Regions from separate parts of the Mus musculus genome. Here region 2 is linked to region 1. The links are chromatin loops, found by intact Hi-C in ENCODE. Cell type or tissue: left cerebral cortex. All regions are shown on one strand.

What was found. A loop is a pair of places that touch in the nucleus more often than their neighbours do. Peaks named below come from ENCODE experiments on the same cell type or tissue, not always from the same donor. Only the 100,000 strongest peaks of a DNase experiment are listed, where the experiment ranks them.
Region 2: a loop joins it to region 1, with 4 times the contacts of the local background. A loop is called at or near these places in 16 of 42 quality-filtered maps.

The regions. Positions count from the first base shown.
Region 1 is chr14:47,530,202-47,538,201 of GRCm38, forward strand. Fbxo34 (F-box protein 34) reads left to right here. Exons shown (of 3, transcript NM_001146086.1): 3 at 1-1,761. The coding sequence ends at 1,071. Among named protein-coding and RNA genes, the nearest start is that of Gm35166, 26 kb to the left of the region's middle. In left cerebral cortex, CTCF peaks have their summits at 2,367 (motif pointing right) and 3,897; DNase peaks (open chromatin) are centred at 2,508, 3,043, 3,468, 3,857 and 2 more places; H3K27ac peaks cover 1,555 bases.
Region 2 is chr14:47,330,168-47,338,167 of GRCm38, forward strand. No RefSeq gene overlaps it. Among named protein-coding and RNA genes, the nearest start is that of Gm41147, 21 kb to the right of the region's middle. In left cerebral cortex, a CTCF peak has its summit at 4,824 (motif pointing right); a DNase peak (open chromatin) is centred at 4,827.

The DNA of each region.
Region 1 (8,000 bases):
CCCTTGCAGCCGGTATCTGTGGGTGAAGAACCCTCCGTAACTGAGCATCATTCTGTAGGGGAGCAGGCCTGGGATGGCACTTCTCAAAGCTGTCCCTCATTGCCAGCCACTGTGAGCTTCCACATGGACAGCACAGATCTAGAGCCGGGTCAGCAAACAGCTATGAAGAGCTGCAGCCGGGATGACGTAGAAATGGTGGAGGAATTTGATGAATTGCCTACAGATGCTGTCCGTCGCATAAGAAGAGAGCTTGTAACAGTCACAAAGCACAGTCCTGAGCAGAGGCAGGACCCGCTGTGCATCAGCATCACTGTGTGCACGGTAGAGAAAGACCGGCCGGCGGCTTTAGACTCCCTTGAGGAGCCTCTTCCCGGGATGCTCTTCTTTCTGTCATCTGGACAGGACCAGCAAGCGCACCCCCAGCTGAGGGAACACCCAGCACCAGAGGCCTCAGAGGCCAGTCAGCCTCAAGATGCTGCTGAGGGCAGCAGTGCAGGTGAGGAGAAAGATGCCTCTGTGGAGCCGCTCCTCCCAGCAGCCTCTCCGGGAGGGAGCACCTCGCAGGTGCTTGAGGCAGCCACGTGCAAGAAGCAGGTGTCACAGGACTTTCTGGAGACCAGGTTTAAGATCCAGCAGCTTCTGGAGCCTCAGCAGTACATGGCATGCCTGCCCCACCACATCATAGTGAAAATCTTCAGGTTACTCCCTACCCTGAGTTTAGCCATTCTTAAATGTACCTGTCGCTACTTCAAGTCCATCATTGAATACTACAACATCAGGCCAGCAGATTCTCGGTGGGTTCGAGACCCACGCTATAGGGAAGACCCTTGCAAGCAGTGCAAGAAAAAGTATGTGAAAGGGGATGTGTCCCTGTGCCGGTGGCACCCCAAACCCTATTGCCAGGCTTTGCCATATGGGCCTGGCTACTGGATGTGCTGCCACCAGTCTCAGAAGGGCTTTCCTGGCTGTAAGTTAGGCCTTCATGACAATCACTGGTTACCTGCCTGCCATAGCTTTAACCGGGCAATCCATAAGAAGACGAGAGGGAGTGAGACGGAAGAGGAGTACTGAAGTCCATGGGACAGGGAGGCAAGAGGACCGTGAAACACTTGGGCCAACCTCCAGGGCTGCGAGCTCCCCCGGCCCTTCCTGATCTCTGCTCAGCTCTGACTGCCATTGCTCAGGCATTTTAAACTGTTTCTCAGCTGTACAAGAATTTAGTTCCATGGTTTTGTATGGTGGTGCCTCACATTAAACCTATCCAGCTGTGAAGAACTCTTGCCTGTTTTCCTCCATCAAGGACATTCAGAGGTCACCAGGCAGTCTCCACAAGGGGATCCTGAGGTGGTCCAACACTGGCTCTGCACTTGGAGTGAGTGAGGAGGGAAGCACACGGTTGAGAATTATGCCTCAGAAAGAAAACCAGGCACCTTACCCTAGGCCTGTATGCTCGTTCCCGTGAGAGTGGTGACTGCAGACCGACATGCCCTGTGCTGTTTACAGTGTGTATAATGGTTGTGCTTGCACAGGGCTGTGAACGTGCACATTAAACCCGAGCGCCTTTACCTGTAGATGAGTGCTTTGGCCCCTCTGTAAATAACGTGATTAAAATTCAGTATTGTATATTATGAACAGCTGACTAAACATAATCACCACAGAATAAGACAATATCATATAATAGATTAAAATGTTGTGCATCCTTTTGTCTGGTTAAAAATTTTTTAAAAAAACTTCAATAAAAAAATAAACGTTTTAAATGAGGTCTGGTCTTAAAATAAGATTTTACTAACTTTATGAATGTTCATGTAAATTCAGGCAGTGTTGGAGGAGACCAGCCAAGGGTGTTGGACCCCCTGAAGCTGTGCTGGGAAGTGATCTGTGTGTTGTGCAGAGCAACAAGTTCTCTACTGCTGAGCCATTACAGCCCAAAGATGGATTTCGTGCACGTGCGTGTGCTTGCTCTTGAGTGTGCGCACACTAAGGTGGCAGAGCCACCACTGTGGTGGTCAAGTGGCAGGCAGTTGTGAGCCGTGCTATGAACTGGACCAGATTCCTGCCTACGTCATCTGGTCCAGATCCTTATGCATTAAGTTCTTATGCATTAAGTTGTAATTAAAAACAACAACTTGAGCGGGCGTGGTGGCGCACGCCTTTAATCCCAGCACTGGGGAGGCAGAGGCAGGCGGATTTCTGAGTTCGAGGCCAGCCTGGTCTACAGAGTGAGTTCCAGGACAGCCAGGGCTACACAGAGAAACCCTGTCTCGAAAAACAACAACAAAAAACCAAACAAAAACAAACCTTTGATGTGTGTGGGTATTTTGCCTGCATTTATGTCTGCATCACATGGTTACCTGCACCAACAGAGGCCAGAAGAGGGCATCAGCTCCCCTGGGAGTCTGAGCAGGTTTGTAAGTCCTCATGTGGTTGCTGGGAATTAAGCCCGAGTCCTCTGAAGAACAGCAGTGCTCTTAACTGCAGTCACCTCTCCAGCTCCCTTCTTAGGGCCCTTCTGTTAAAGTCTTGTTTGTGTTCAAGCCATTTGTGGTGACTCATGTCTGTGATCCCAGAGCTCTGAGGACAAGGCAAAAGAATTGCTGAGTTTGAGGCATGCCTGGGCTACAAGAGGAGACATGTCAAATGCACCCCAAAACAGGGTTTAGAAGAAGGGAGGTTAACTTTTTATATTACAAAATCATCTTTCCTTAAATGTAAGTTTAAAATCTTATCGGCTTTTAACATTTTGAGTTTTGTGCAGTGCCTGCTGTATTCCCTATAAAGTACTATTAAAGAGTTCCCACAGCTGTCCACCAGTCACTTAGAAGCCACTGGGAGTCTTCAGGCTTGAAGACAGAAAGCTGGAGCTTTGAAAACAAAATCCAAAAACACAGAAAAAAACCCTGTTATCGGCCTAAGTTGCTGGCAGGGAGGATGGACGACAAATGTGGACGACTGATGGGGAAGGGCAGTGGTTGCCTTGGAGGAGGGTACACATTTGGCCAGGACCGGCAGGGAGCAGAGTGGAGGATGGTATTTAGGTAGAGCCAGCTTGGCCTATGTTAAGCAGAGGGTCATGAGGCCAGTGGCTTCCGAACTGGAATCTAGTTTGAATTTTTAAGATTGTGTGTCTGTATACTAGTGCGTGCATTTGTCCTTGTAAGCCAGAAGAAGGTGTCAGATTCCCTACTTCTGGAATTACAAGCAGTTATGAGTGTTGAATGCCAAACTTGGGTCTGTGGCTCTTAACTGCTGAGCCATATCTCTGGTTTGGGTTTTTCTTTTATCCTTCACAGTAACGGCTGAGAGCAGGCTGAGACTGCAGTGACCCCATGCCAGCGAGGCCACCCTGACAAGTGGACCATGCTATGCTAGCCTGGAGACGCAAACTTGGTCTGACACAACGCAAGAGGCTGAGAACAGCTCATCTTCAACACATCTGCTGTTGGCTTGTGCCAAGCTGGCAATCTGAATGTCCTCTAAGTTTGTTGTGACTCATAACTGGGATAAGGCGATAACACACAGGACAACCAAGGGTGTGACGTTCCTCATGCACTGTGTGTTCAACCTTTGCTGCCTGTGGCTCTCCCACGTGGGTACACAAGACAAACAACTCTGGGTTTTCATGAGTCAGCATTGCTGACCTGGTTATCACGTGCTCTGCAGCTGTGTGAGAAGCTGGGCTGACAACAGGGCATAGGATGCCCCCAGTGCACTTGGCCTTACCTCAGAAACAGACGGCCTGCATTAACTGTGGCAGGACAAGCTTCCCAGTGCTCAACAGAGGCTTGACACCAGCCCCCACCCCCAACCCCGCCCCACCCCACCCCCACGCTGAACTCAGACTACCAGAATGTAATGCTGCTTTTGAGACTCTGTGGCCCCCTAGTGTTGGATGTAGAAATAATCCACCCTTTGGTTTTTGGTTTTAAGAGCTTGTGTGTGTGGATGTCTGTATACCACATGCATGCAGTTCTGTGGAGGCCAAAGGGGCAGTATGTCCCCTAAAGTCAGAGTTACAGGCAGTTCTTAGCTGTCCTGTAGGTGCTGGAAACTGAACCCCAGCCCTGGAGGAGCAGCCAGTGCTAACCACTAACCATGCCAGAAGCCCCCAGGCGACCGGCCCACTCTCATGTCATGCCACGGTGTTCCCGTCCTGCATTGCCAAAGGTTCAAACCCCACCCCAGCCAAAGAAAACACCCACTCTGCTCTCACAGGAGGCGCTGCTCCACCTCAGTGTTTACCCCACCACTCATTGCAACTCCATCCTTCATAGAAACTGGGAACTGGGTCCCCATCCCATTCCTGAGATGATGGTTGGACTCTTGCTACCAGCTTGGAAAGGAACCAAGGGCATGTGCATTGTATATGACTTGTAATTCCAGCAGGGTCGCCTCTTTGAGGCATATAGTGAAAGCCTCTTAACAAAACCCCTAAATGTAACGTGCTTGCCGATGTGTCTGCTCACCCTATGCACTGATGGCCCCACTGCAACATCCACTGGGAACCAGTCCCACCCCTCTGCTGTGTTGGCCAGGCTCCTCCACGTGCCCCTTTGTATCTGTGTGTGGGGTTCCCTGGACTCCCGGGGTAGCTAGTTTGAGCACTTACCTTCAGTGCCTCACAGTATACACTCCATGACATGATTACATCCCATGTTTAATCAGCAATCCCTCTATAGTTAAGCCAAATCCCCAACCCTTTTCACTTTGTTTTAAAAAGTTGTCTCAAGTAGCCTAAGGTCATCTTTACATTTATGACCCTCCTGCCTCAGCCTTCTGAGTAGCTGGGATTACAAGCATGTACCACTAGACCTGGCTTGCTAGTATCAATTCAACATGTTGACTGTTGGCAGGTTTGGACAGTTCTGGCTCATTCCCTAATTGTCTATGAAGGATGAGAAACCTGAAGAGCACTTTGCCTCTGGACATAGCAGACCCCAGGAGACCAGGCTTGTATAGAGAAGTTCTTACAGGAGAACTACTGGCTACACAGCTGCTTGTTCTGGACCATGCTGCCAGTGGCTCCCAGCAGCAGGCCCTGGGCTTCCCTTAGGCTCTGTCTAGTCATCTCTGCAGTGTGGACTTTGAGCGCCTGTTAGCCTTTTGAGGCCATCTGGACAGTTTGTACAGAAATACTCCCAACCCTTTGCCACACCCTCAACTGCTGCTATTTCTTTGGCAGACTGGTTATTTGTCTTTCTTTATCCACAGACTGCATCATAGGTGCCATAAAGTCATTTGACACTAGACCCTTCTTCACACTGAATAGTGCCAATAATGAATCAATGCTATCAACTGCTCATCAGGTCCTGTAACCATATGTTGAACACACAGTGGGATGCTATCCTTTCCTCTGGGTTCATATAGGCTAGTGTTAGAATCTCAGAACTAGCGAAGTGCCGTGTGGGAAGTACACCATCCCTTCTGACATGCACATCACTCCTAACTTTATGGAAGTTCATGGCCATCGCTGATTTGCAAAGCCTCGTGGGAAGAGCAAACATTGTGGTTAGGCACCTTTGGGTGCCTCAGGTCCATTTGTGCCTAGCTGTTGAAGCAGAGCCTTAGTGGAGCAGTCTCCCACTCTAGGTCGCTGGCCTCGTTAGGAGTAGGGAACAGAGCCACTAGTTATCAGGTGGGAAGAGAAGTGGAATGGAGCAGAAACGGCATCCCTCGTAGGATAGAGGAAGCCCACTAAAAGCCAGTGAGGCCGACAACCTGCTATTCTGGTAAAGGTGCTTGCCTTGCAAATCAAGCAACCAAAGTTTGATCCTTGGAATCCACAGAAAGACCAACAGAAAATAAACTCCACAAAGTTGTCTTCTGATCTCTACATGTAGGTTATAGCATACATGCTCCCTCAAATAATTGTTCTAATAAGAACAATTTCTGTTAACTACTTTAAAAAAAGCAAAAAGCCGCCGGGCGTGGTGGCGCACGCCTTTGCTCCCAGCACTTAAGAGGCAGAGGCAGGCGGATTTCTGAGTTCGAGGCCAGTCTGGTCTACAAAGTGAGCTCCAGGACAGCCAGGGTTATACAGAGAAACCCTGTCTCGAAAAACCAAAAAAAAAAAAAAAAAAAAAAAAAATTATATATATATATAAAGCAAAAAGCCATGAAACCTTTTCCACCTTCTCAAGCAAGTGGTTCCTAACCTTCCTACCACTGGGATGATTTAATACACTTTGTGTTTGTAATGTAAATTTGTGTCTTACTCGACCCGGTGAAAGGGTCATTCGACTGCCCCCACCCCCACCCCCACAAGCCCCCAGTCTGTCCTGAGGGCTCTTAGTAGGAGACTCTACAAAGGCATCTGTACTCAAGGATTTGGTTTTTCTTATCCTAGGACTGGGAGTCCAACCCAGGGTCACGCTAAGCAGACAGCTCACCACTGAGCTTTTAAAGCTTGCTTTGTTGGGTTCTAATTTAGAGATGGGTCTCAACTTGCTCAGGTTGACCTTAGGTCATTCTACATCAGCCTTGTCAGTGAGCTTGCATACCTGCTTCCTCCGGAGTTTTTAGATAGGTTCTCATGATGGAACTCGGAATAAATACTGCCTCCTTCCTTTTAAAGGATTTCTATATTTGTTTATTTATTATACATAAGTACACTGTAGCTGTCTTCAGACCCCCCAGAAGAGGGCATCAGATCTCATTACAGATGGTTGAGCCACCATGTGGTTGCTGGGATTTGAACTCAGGACCTTCGGAAGGGCAGTCAGTGCTCTTAACCACTGAACCATCCATCTCTCCAACCTACTGCCTCCTTCCAAATGCACATATTAACAGGGATGTGCCATAACTCCCAGCTCAAACTATTTTTTAGGTTGGGTTTACAAATAAAAAAGTAGGCCCCTGAATGTTTTCTTTCTGAAATGCTAAGCGTGTGGGAACTAGGGTCTCAAGTGATCACTGAGGAAAGTGGCATATGCTCAAAATTACTCTTGAAAATGTGGTGCCTACCACTTGGTAGAAGACAGCTATTAGTGCACAGCATGCTGCATGCTGGCCAGGGAAGGCTAGCTGCTGAGGCGGGGTGGTGAGCAGTATGTAGACACTGGGAAGAGCAGAGTCCATCTCTTAGCAGCAGAGGTATATAATCTGTTATGCTCTTTAAATGACCTTCCTCCTTTCCCTTCTGCCCACACTGAACCACAAGCATTGAATCTTATGATCTGATACTGGTCTCCATTATGGAGTATGAAAAGTTGGTGTTCTTTTTTTTTTTTTTTTAAAAAGAGTGGCCAGATACAATTTAAAAAGAGAGGGGGGAGTTCTATTGTGGCACACATGACCTGTCTGCACAGCTGTGTCTAGCTGCCCACCCAGGCTTCCTTATTCTGGTACCAAGCTGCTGGCCTATACTCTGCCCATCCTCAGAGGCATGAATGCTGCAGGGAGTGTAGCCCTTGGCTCCACTTTGGCCTTATTTACCATCCCAAGCAGAGATGGGAGGCTGGCTGTCCACTGTCCAAACTGGGACACGTGGCATGACCATTTCCATGGCCCGCAGTCTTGGCTCTGGCGGCTTTGAATCTGCTAAGCAGACTGAAGAGCAATTGACCATACTATGAAAATGAGCAAATGCATGTGTTCAATATAAGATGTGGACATAGGGATATACCATCGCCAGTATTTGCCAAGCCCAGGGAAAGAACAGAATACCCACCTTCAGCCCATCCATCACCTGGGCCCCTTTTCCGGCCCCTGCAGAGCCACACCTTCAAACACCTGGGGGGTAGGGTTGTTTTTTTTTGAGACAAGGCCTCACTAGTATCCCTGGCTGTCCTGGAACTCACTCTGTAGACCAGGCTAGCCTCTAACTCTAAGGACTCTTCTCTGTGGAGGACAAAGCACAAAGCTTACCCTGGAAGTGGAAGTCCCCAGGTGAGTCCAAGGTCACAAGGTCTGTGTGACAAAACTAAGGCTGAATATGGTAATGGGACTGAGGGTTCAGAGGCCTGAGAGGGAATGGAAGAAGTAGATGGGATGAGGCAGGGGCA
Region 2 (8,000 bases), 200 kb before region 1:
ACACACACACATTTCATTTTAAAAAGAAGAAAATCACTAACTCTGGATGTTTTTATATCAGTAGCCTCAGTTATGACCATAAAGTTAATTACAGGCATCTTAGAAAACACAGACTGTGAGAAAAGAGTTAAGAGCAGGTTTGCCTGCTTAGACCTTGCACGAAGCTTAGGGATCCATCAGTAAGGCCTTGGCCAAGCGCTGACAGTGCAGCCATTGGGTGGCTTTTGTTAGTGACTGATGATGGTTAAAGTATTTTGTCAGGTTTGTTTCAGAAAACATCAGGAGCTCATGATGTACACCTGGCCTTATAGTGAGAGGTCCAGCTTTCAGATAGCATGCTGGGCGTACCGCAGAGTACGCCTATGCGAGCAATCTGCAGAACAGCCTTAGACAGTGATAGATTTCCTTGGGCAAAGACGTTCCACACCTGTTTCTGTAGAACACTGAAAGAAGTATTTCTGGGTGACTTGCCACAAGCTCAAAAACTGTGATGGTTTGAAGATGCTTGGCCCAGGGAATGGCAATGTTAGGAGGTGTGGCCTTGTTGAAGGAAGTGTGTCATTTTGGGGGTGAGCTTTGAAACCCTCCTCCTAGCTGCCTGGAAGAGAGTCTTCTCCTGGCTGCCTTTGGATCAAGATATAGAACTTTAGGTTCCTCCAGCCCCATATGAGCCTGGATGCTGCCATGCTTTCTACCATGATGGTAATGGACTGAACCTCTAAAACTGTAAGCCAGACCTTCAAATATTGTCCTTTATAAGACTTGCTTTGGTCATGGTGTGTCTTCACAGCAATGAAAGCCCTAACTAAGACAATAAGCAATGCTATAGTAAATTTTAGCAAGGATTTATTCAACTTGGAATGGAAGTCATATTCCTCAGTTGTGTTACCATAGGCACATTGATCTGCTCAAGCATATAACCCTAACCCATGTTTATGCAGGCAACCCTAATTAAATGCAGTGACATGTGCGCACACACACACACACACACACACACACACACACACACACACACACACGGCGCGGGGGTGTTGGAGAGTTAGCTCGTGAATAAGAGTACTATCTCTTCTTACAGAGGGCCAGCCCACATGTCCCATGGCTCACAGCCACCTGTAATCCTGCTCTGGGCTTGAGCTCCTGTCCTGACTTTCTTTGATGTGGACGCATGAGCTGAATAAACCCTTCCCTGCACAGCTTGCTTTGGTCACAGTGTCTCACCACAGCAATAGTAACTTTAAGAATCCTGCTTCAGGAAGCCTCAGTCTTGGGACCTAAGGTCTTCGACTGATTGAATGAGGCCCACCTTCGTTATGGAAGGCAATCTGCTGGACTCAGGGTTTACTGATTTAAAAGTTTCAAATTCTACTCAACTTTACTAAAGAATAATCATGCTTGGTTGGCATTTCAACTAAGACTTAGGCAGTGGTCATCAACAACATAGAGCTTCAACTGGCCTTCTTGTGTAACTGTTGCTATGAAGAGTTAATCTGCTTCGGCACCCACAAATCTCCTCTGCACCCACTCAGGAGCTCTGGATTTTTGAATGAAAGACACACACACACACACCAACTTAATTTTGATATCCCTTCTTAGCTCAATGGCTGGGTACTACAAACCTCCCTGTGGCTAGCACACACACCACCCCATCCTCCCTGCCCCCTGCCCCCCAAACCCCGTATTCCTGGCTTAACACCTTCTAAACCTATATTTTATTGTTGCTGCTCTGTTACCTTCTGGGCAGCCCCCATAGGGCCACTTTCCCTTTCCACCTATATTGGCGTACAATTTCTCTCCTGCAGCTCTTAAACCTGATCTCTCTGCCTCATGGCGATTCTCCTCTCTCTCTTCCCCTCGTTCCCTTGCCCATGCAATCCAGAAGTCCTGCCTCCATCTCCCTGTCCAGCCATTGGACAATGGCTGGATTGCAATTCTTTATTACTAATCAAAGCCAGCTGGGGGCAGGGTCCCTCAGCATCTGGAAGCTTTTGGGAGCCGAATTAAGAGAAAGCACTAGAACCAGTTCCTAACAGTAGACCACCAAGATGAGGAGACCACTACAGAAGCCTGAGGTCCTTATTTGGTGATCTGAACAAGGCAGGCTTAGAGTGAGGGTTGACGAGTCACTTTAAGCATGCTGTTTAGCAATGTTTTACAAGCCTACCCTGACTTTCAGGAAATGAAATGCAAATAGCAGAGCTTATCCTTCTGAAGGTCCATTGTCATTTAGAAAGGGAACCACTGCTCTTCTGATGCCATCTCAGTGATGTCATTTTGAAGATCAGGTCCCCTTCCCACCCACCCCCAGCACCTTGGCAAAACCAAATTTAGAAAGTCAGGTTCGTCTCAGTTACTATTCTGTTGTTGTGAAGAGACACTATGGCCAAGGCAACCCTTATAACAGACGGCATTTAATTGGGGGCTGGCTTACAGTTTCAGAGGTTAGTCTGTTATCATCATGGCGGGGAGCATGGTGGCAGGCAAGTGTAGTGGTGGAGAAGTAGTTGAAAACTAATCTTAATCTAATCTTAATCAGAAGAGAGAGAGAGAGAGAGAGAGAGAGAGAGAGAGAGAGACTGGGCCTGCCGCAGGCTTTCAAAACCTCAAAGCCCACCACACTTCCTGTAACAAGCCACACTCCTAATCCTTCTTCAATTGTGCCACTTTTTAATGACTAGGCATTTAAATATATGAACCTATGGAGGCCATTCTTATTCAAAGTACCACAAGTCCAACAGGCTTTAGGGGAGTTGAGGACAAGACACAAATTAATCTGAGTGTTCCCACACCACAAAATGTTTGGGCAGCAGTGGCTCTGTGTGTCATGGGGGAATTCTTCCTGGGAGCCAAGAAGATCTCAAAACTAGCAAGGGAAGACATCTCCCCCACAACCGCCCAGCCCAGCTTGGGAAACACTGTGTGAGTGGCACCTGCTCCCCCTCCACTAAAGAACAGAGAAAGTTGGCTGGCTTGGTGGTGCAAGCCTTTAATCTCAGAACTCTGGAGGCAGAGGCAGGTGGATTCCTGTGAGTTTGAGGACAGCCTGGTCTCCATAGAAAATTCCAGGACAACCAGAGCTAAAGCTACTATAGATAGATAGATAGATAGATAGATAGATAGATAGACAGACAGACAGATAGGTTTGAAAAAGAAAGTGCCCTGCATGCTGACAACATAGCATAGCTTATGGAAAAAATAGAATGAGACCCAACATTTATTTTTTATTAGATATTTTCTTCATTTACATTTCAAATGCTATCCCCTTTCCTAGTTTCTTCTCTGAAAGTCCCCTATACCATCCCCCTGCCCTGCTCCTCTACCCACCCATTCCTGCTTCCTGGCCCTGGCATTCCTGTGTACTGGGGCATATAATCTTCACAAGACCAAGGACCTCTCCTCGCATTGATGGCCAACTAGGCCATCCTCCGCTACATATGCAACTAGAGACACAGCTCTGGGGGCGGGGGTACTGGCTAGTTCATATTGTTGTTCCTCCTATAGGGTTGCAGACCCCTTTGGATCTTTGGGTACTTTCTCTAGCTCCCTCATTGGGGGCTCTGTGTTCCATCCAATAGATGACTGTGAGCATCCACTTCTGTATTTGCCAGGCACTGGCATAGCCTCACAAGAGAGAGCTATGTCAGGGTCCTGTCAGCGAAATCTTGCTGGCATTTGCAATAGTGTCTGGGTTTGGTGGTTGTTTATGGGATGGATCCCTGGGTAGGGCAGACTCTGGATGGTCCTTTCCTCCGTCTCAGCTCTGAACTTTGTCTGTGTAACTCCTTCCATGAAACCCAACATTTATATAACACTTGAATTTGAAGAAAAAAATCAAACTGTATAGGTACCAGAATTATGTACTTATTCAAAAGGCACACATTTCACTTGTCGTCTGCAGCACCTTCAGTCCTCTGTGCCTGCTCTGTTGGCATCTGTGTGCTGGGCAGGGTCTCTCCCTCCCTTGTCAGCATCAGCTTTGCCCTCTGGGGACAGCTTCCTTCCTTTCTTCGAAGGGACCTTTGGGGGCTTGGCCTGGGGCTTTGGAGGACGGCTTTAGCAGACAACCTTGAAGACCATAGCTGTGGCCCATGTTTCCTGGTCTTCACAGCCTTTAGCATCCTCCCTCTCTAGCTTTTCTTTTGTGCACAACAGCCACAGTGTAAGGAGGTAGGCACTGGGCAGATTGTGCAGTGTCAGAGGCATTGGTCCCTCAGTGATGTTTCTTGCTGCCCCCGACCCCCCCTACACACACACACAATGGACATTAACACACACAAAACAAACTAACATAAAGCCCCGTGGTTGAGCATGGTGGGGCATGCTTGCATTTCCCCACTGGGGAGAAGGAGGTTTGAGAATCAGGAGTTCACCATCATCGTCGCCTACTTGGGACCCTGTGTCAAACAGCAATAAGCATCAATAAAAACATCTTAATAAATGCTTTTCTGTTTCAATTCAACTTAAAGTGTGTAGTTACAGTTGAAATTCTTCTTTAAAAATAAGAAAATAGATCATTTTATTTTATAATAGTCTAATAGTGTATGAAAGTGAACGGAAGTCAATTAATTAACTAATTAATTAAAATATCTTCACAGCAATGGATAGATGTGTTTGATCAAAAACTGGAGACCGTTGCTTATCCAAGTTGACTCGTTAGATTATCCACCACAGGTTTGACTTTTTTTTATTTAAAGTGGAAAGGGCAGAAGGAAACAAAAAGTGATTTATTCAAGATTGATTATAACCCCAAGCATGGGCCTCCCAAAGTGAAAAGCCAGTCCAGTGGGCTGGAAATCCTTGTCACAGCCATGCAAGTGTGACACTGGCCAGAAGAGGGTGCTGTCTCCTGCTTGTGTAACAATTCTCTTGGGAACCAACATACAGGAAATGTTGATGATACTTTCAAATAATTATTTTTTAAAGCTCTTGATTTAGTATATCATATAACCTTTGCTCTTTCATTACGGCACCAAAGCTTCTCATTGGCCATACTGAACCACTGACTTAACATGTGCACGAAGACACGGACCGACTTTGCCATGGGACTTTCCAGAGAGATGCAGTTGGTCCATCCAGACAGACCCCAGCCTGGTGGTTTTTCCACACTAGGCAAACTCAGGCTGGTGCTGGAGGGAAGAAGAAGCTTGCCATATTTGCCAACTGAAGGCAAAAACAAAAAAACAAAAAACAAAAAACAAAAACAAACAAACAAGCAAGCAAACCTGAGAGGAATCTTCCAGCCAAGACTAAGGGAATTCCCTCGTGATGCCTGGCAGTACAGCCCTGGTTAGCAGAACAGCCACATCTAATCTGGTTTCTTAATTAGAAATGGAAGCCCACATAAGTCTAATAACCCCTTAGCTTTCATTGATAATTAAAAGCTTCCACTTTAATGACAGCTCACATTTCTGCTCTGGGCGTGTATGCAGAGGGCTTTTCCGCCACACATCAAGGAGTGAAGGCACTAATTATTTTCAGTTTACAGCTGAGGAAACACAGAAGGTAAATGCTTTGCTTTGGCTTCCTGTTAGCAAAGCCTGGGAGGTGACCAGAAATCTGGGGCCTGATGCTAACTCTGTGTTCCTTCCCTTATCAAGAACACACCCTCAAACCAGGCGTGGTGGCGCACGCCTTTAATCCCAGCACTGGGGAGGCAGAGGCAGGCGGATTTCTGAGTTCGAGGCCAGCCTGGTCTACAGAGTGAGTTCCAGGACAGCCTGTGCTACACAGAGAAACCCTGTCTTGGGAGAAAAAAAAAAATACACTCTCATTCCCTCCGGTGTCCATTAATGATGAATGTCTGCATGTGGCACGTGTGGAGAAAACTTGTCCTTTTGGATTGTGGCCAGCATGCGTGTAACAGCCAAAGACAAGCACACAAGCATATTCACAACAACGGATTCGTCTTGTTGTCGTTATTGTTTGGTTGGTTTTTGGTTTACTGTTTTGTTTGTTTTGTTGGTTGGTTCAGTTTTTGAGACAGTTTCTCCATGTAGCCCTGGCTGTCCTTACTCTGTAGATGAGTCTGGCCTCAACCTCAAGAGATCCACCTGCTTCTGCCTCCCGAGTGCTGGGGTTAAAAGCTTGTACCACCACACCCAGCTATTTTTGCTTACTTCCTTTCTCCCCTGGTTTTGTTTGCATCTTTTACAGACTTAGTTCCATGCTATTTTTTAATGTGTTTGAGTGTTTCGCCAGTGTATACGTTATGTGTACCATTTGTTTGTCTGGTGCCCCAGGAGGCCAGAAGAAGGCATTGGATTCCCAGGACTGGAGTTGCAGACAGTTGTGAGCTGCCATGTGGGTGCTGGGAATAGAACCCAGGTCCTCTGGCAGAGCAGCCAGTGCTCTTAAGCACTGAGCCATCCCTCCGGCTCCTCATCTTCCTTTTTCTCTTTAATTTTTGGTTTCCACTTTCTGTTTAAAGATGGAGTCTCTCACTGAGATTGGAGCTCATCACCTGACAGGCAGGCTAACCAGAGAACATCAGAGATCCACCTGCCTCTCCTGCCCACTCTTGAATTGTAGGCACAGGCTATGACAGCCAGCTCGTTATGTGAGTGCTCATAATAAAAGATCTAACTCTTCTTGAAAAGGTGCCATGGGGCCTCCTGTCAGGAGGGACGGGGGTGGGGGGGCGCGGGCAGGCGACCTGGGCAAGTGAGATGGCTCAGCAGGTAAAAGTGCTTTTACCTGGTGACCGGGTTCATTCCCAGAACTCACGAAGAGGGGGGAGGGGAGAACCAACTCACAAAGTTGACTTCTGACCTCCACATGCACAACCACTGACACACACATTTGTAATAGTAATTATTATTACTTTAAAAGTTTATGCCTCACCAGGCCTGGTGCAAACATCTAATCTCAGCTACTCCAGAGATTAAGGCGGAAGGATTTCAACATCAAGGCCTGCCTGGGTAACATAGTAAGACCTTGCCTTAAAACAAAACACAGTGCAACAAAATACAAACAAATGCAGAGATACAGCTGAGTCTTAGGGCCCGTATGTACTACTTGTACGGCTCTGGGTTCAATTCCCACAGGGAAATTTCCAACAGGGGAAGCAGGGGTTCCTGGGAGTCCTTAGCAGACTGACTTCCTTTTCCCAGGTCCTGCCAGGCTTTAGCAACTGGGGCTCCTTGCGGCTGGAAAAGGATTCCAGGACAAAAGCATGTTAGGTTGGATTAAGGGCTGGCCTCTCTAACCAGAGGCTAAAAAGCTTCCACACCTAGAGCTGAAAGGCCCATTTCCTCATCCAGTGCACTTTGGTGGAGCTTCCCTGAGCAGAGACGAGCTTGGGAATCAGACAGGCCCCACAAGCAGAACAAGCTTGAGGAATCCGACCAACAGCAGATCAGACAGTGTCAGGTGGATCTCTGTGAGTCTGAGGCCAGCCTGGTCCACGGAGTGAGCTCCAATACAGCTAAGGCAACACAGAGAAAAACCCGTCTGGGAAACCAACAGACATCTTTTTTTTTTTTTTTTCTGTTTTGGAAGCAGAGTCTCACGTTGTCCAGACTGGCTTTCCCCGGTATCTGAGGATGGATGACCTTGGACTCCTTCCTGGTCCTCCTGCTTGGAGCTCCCTTGCTGCTCCATAACTCAAGCTGTTACGCAGCGCTGGAGGGCGAGCCCAGCGCTCCTTGTTTCATTCAAGGTAGAGAAACAAAACTTTACCAACCGAGCTACATCTCCAACCCTATACAATTAAGAAAGGACTTACCTTTATTATTTAAATCGTGTATGTGTGTGTGTGTGTGTGTGTGTGTCTGGAGCTGGGTGCTATTAGGTGCTGGGAACCTAACTCAAGTCCCCTGGAAGAGCAGTAAGTGTTCTTAACCACTGAGCCATCGCTCCAGCCTTATACAATTTTTAATAGTTCCATTTTAGATAATTTTTTAAAAAATTTATTTATTAAAAAATGTATATGTAAGTACACTGTAGTTGTCCTCAGACACCCCAGAAGAGAGCATCAGATTTCATTACAGATGGTTGTAAGCCAC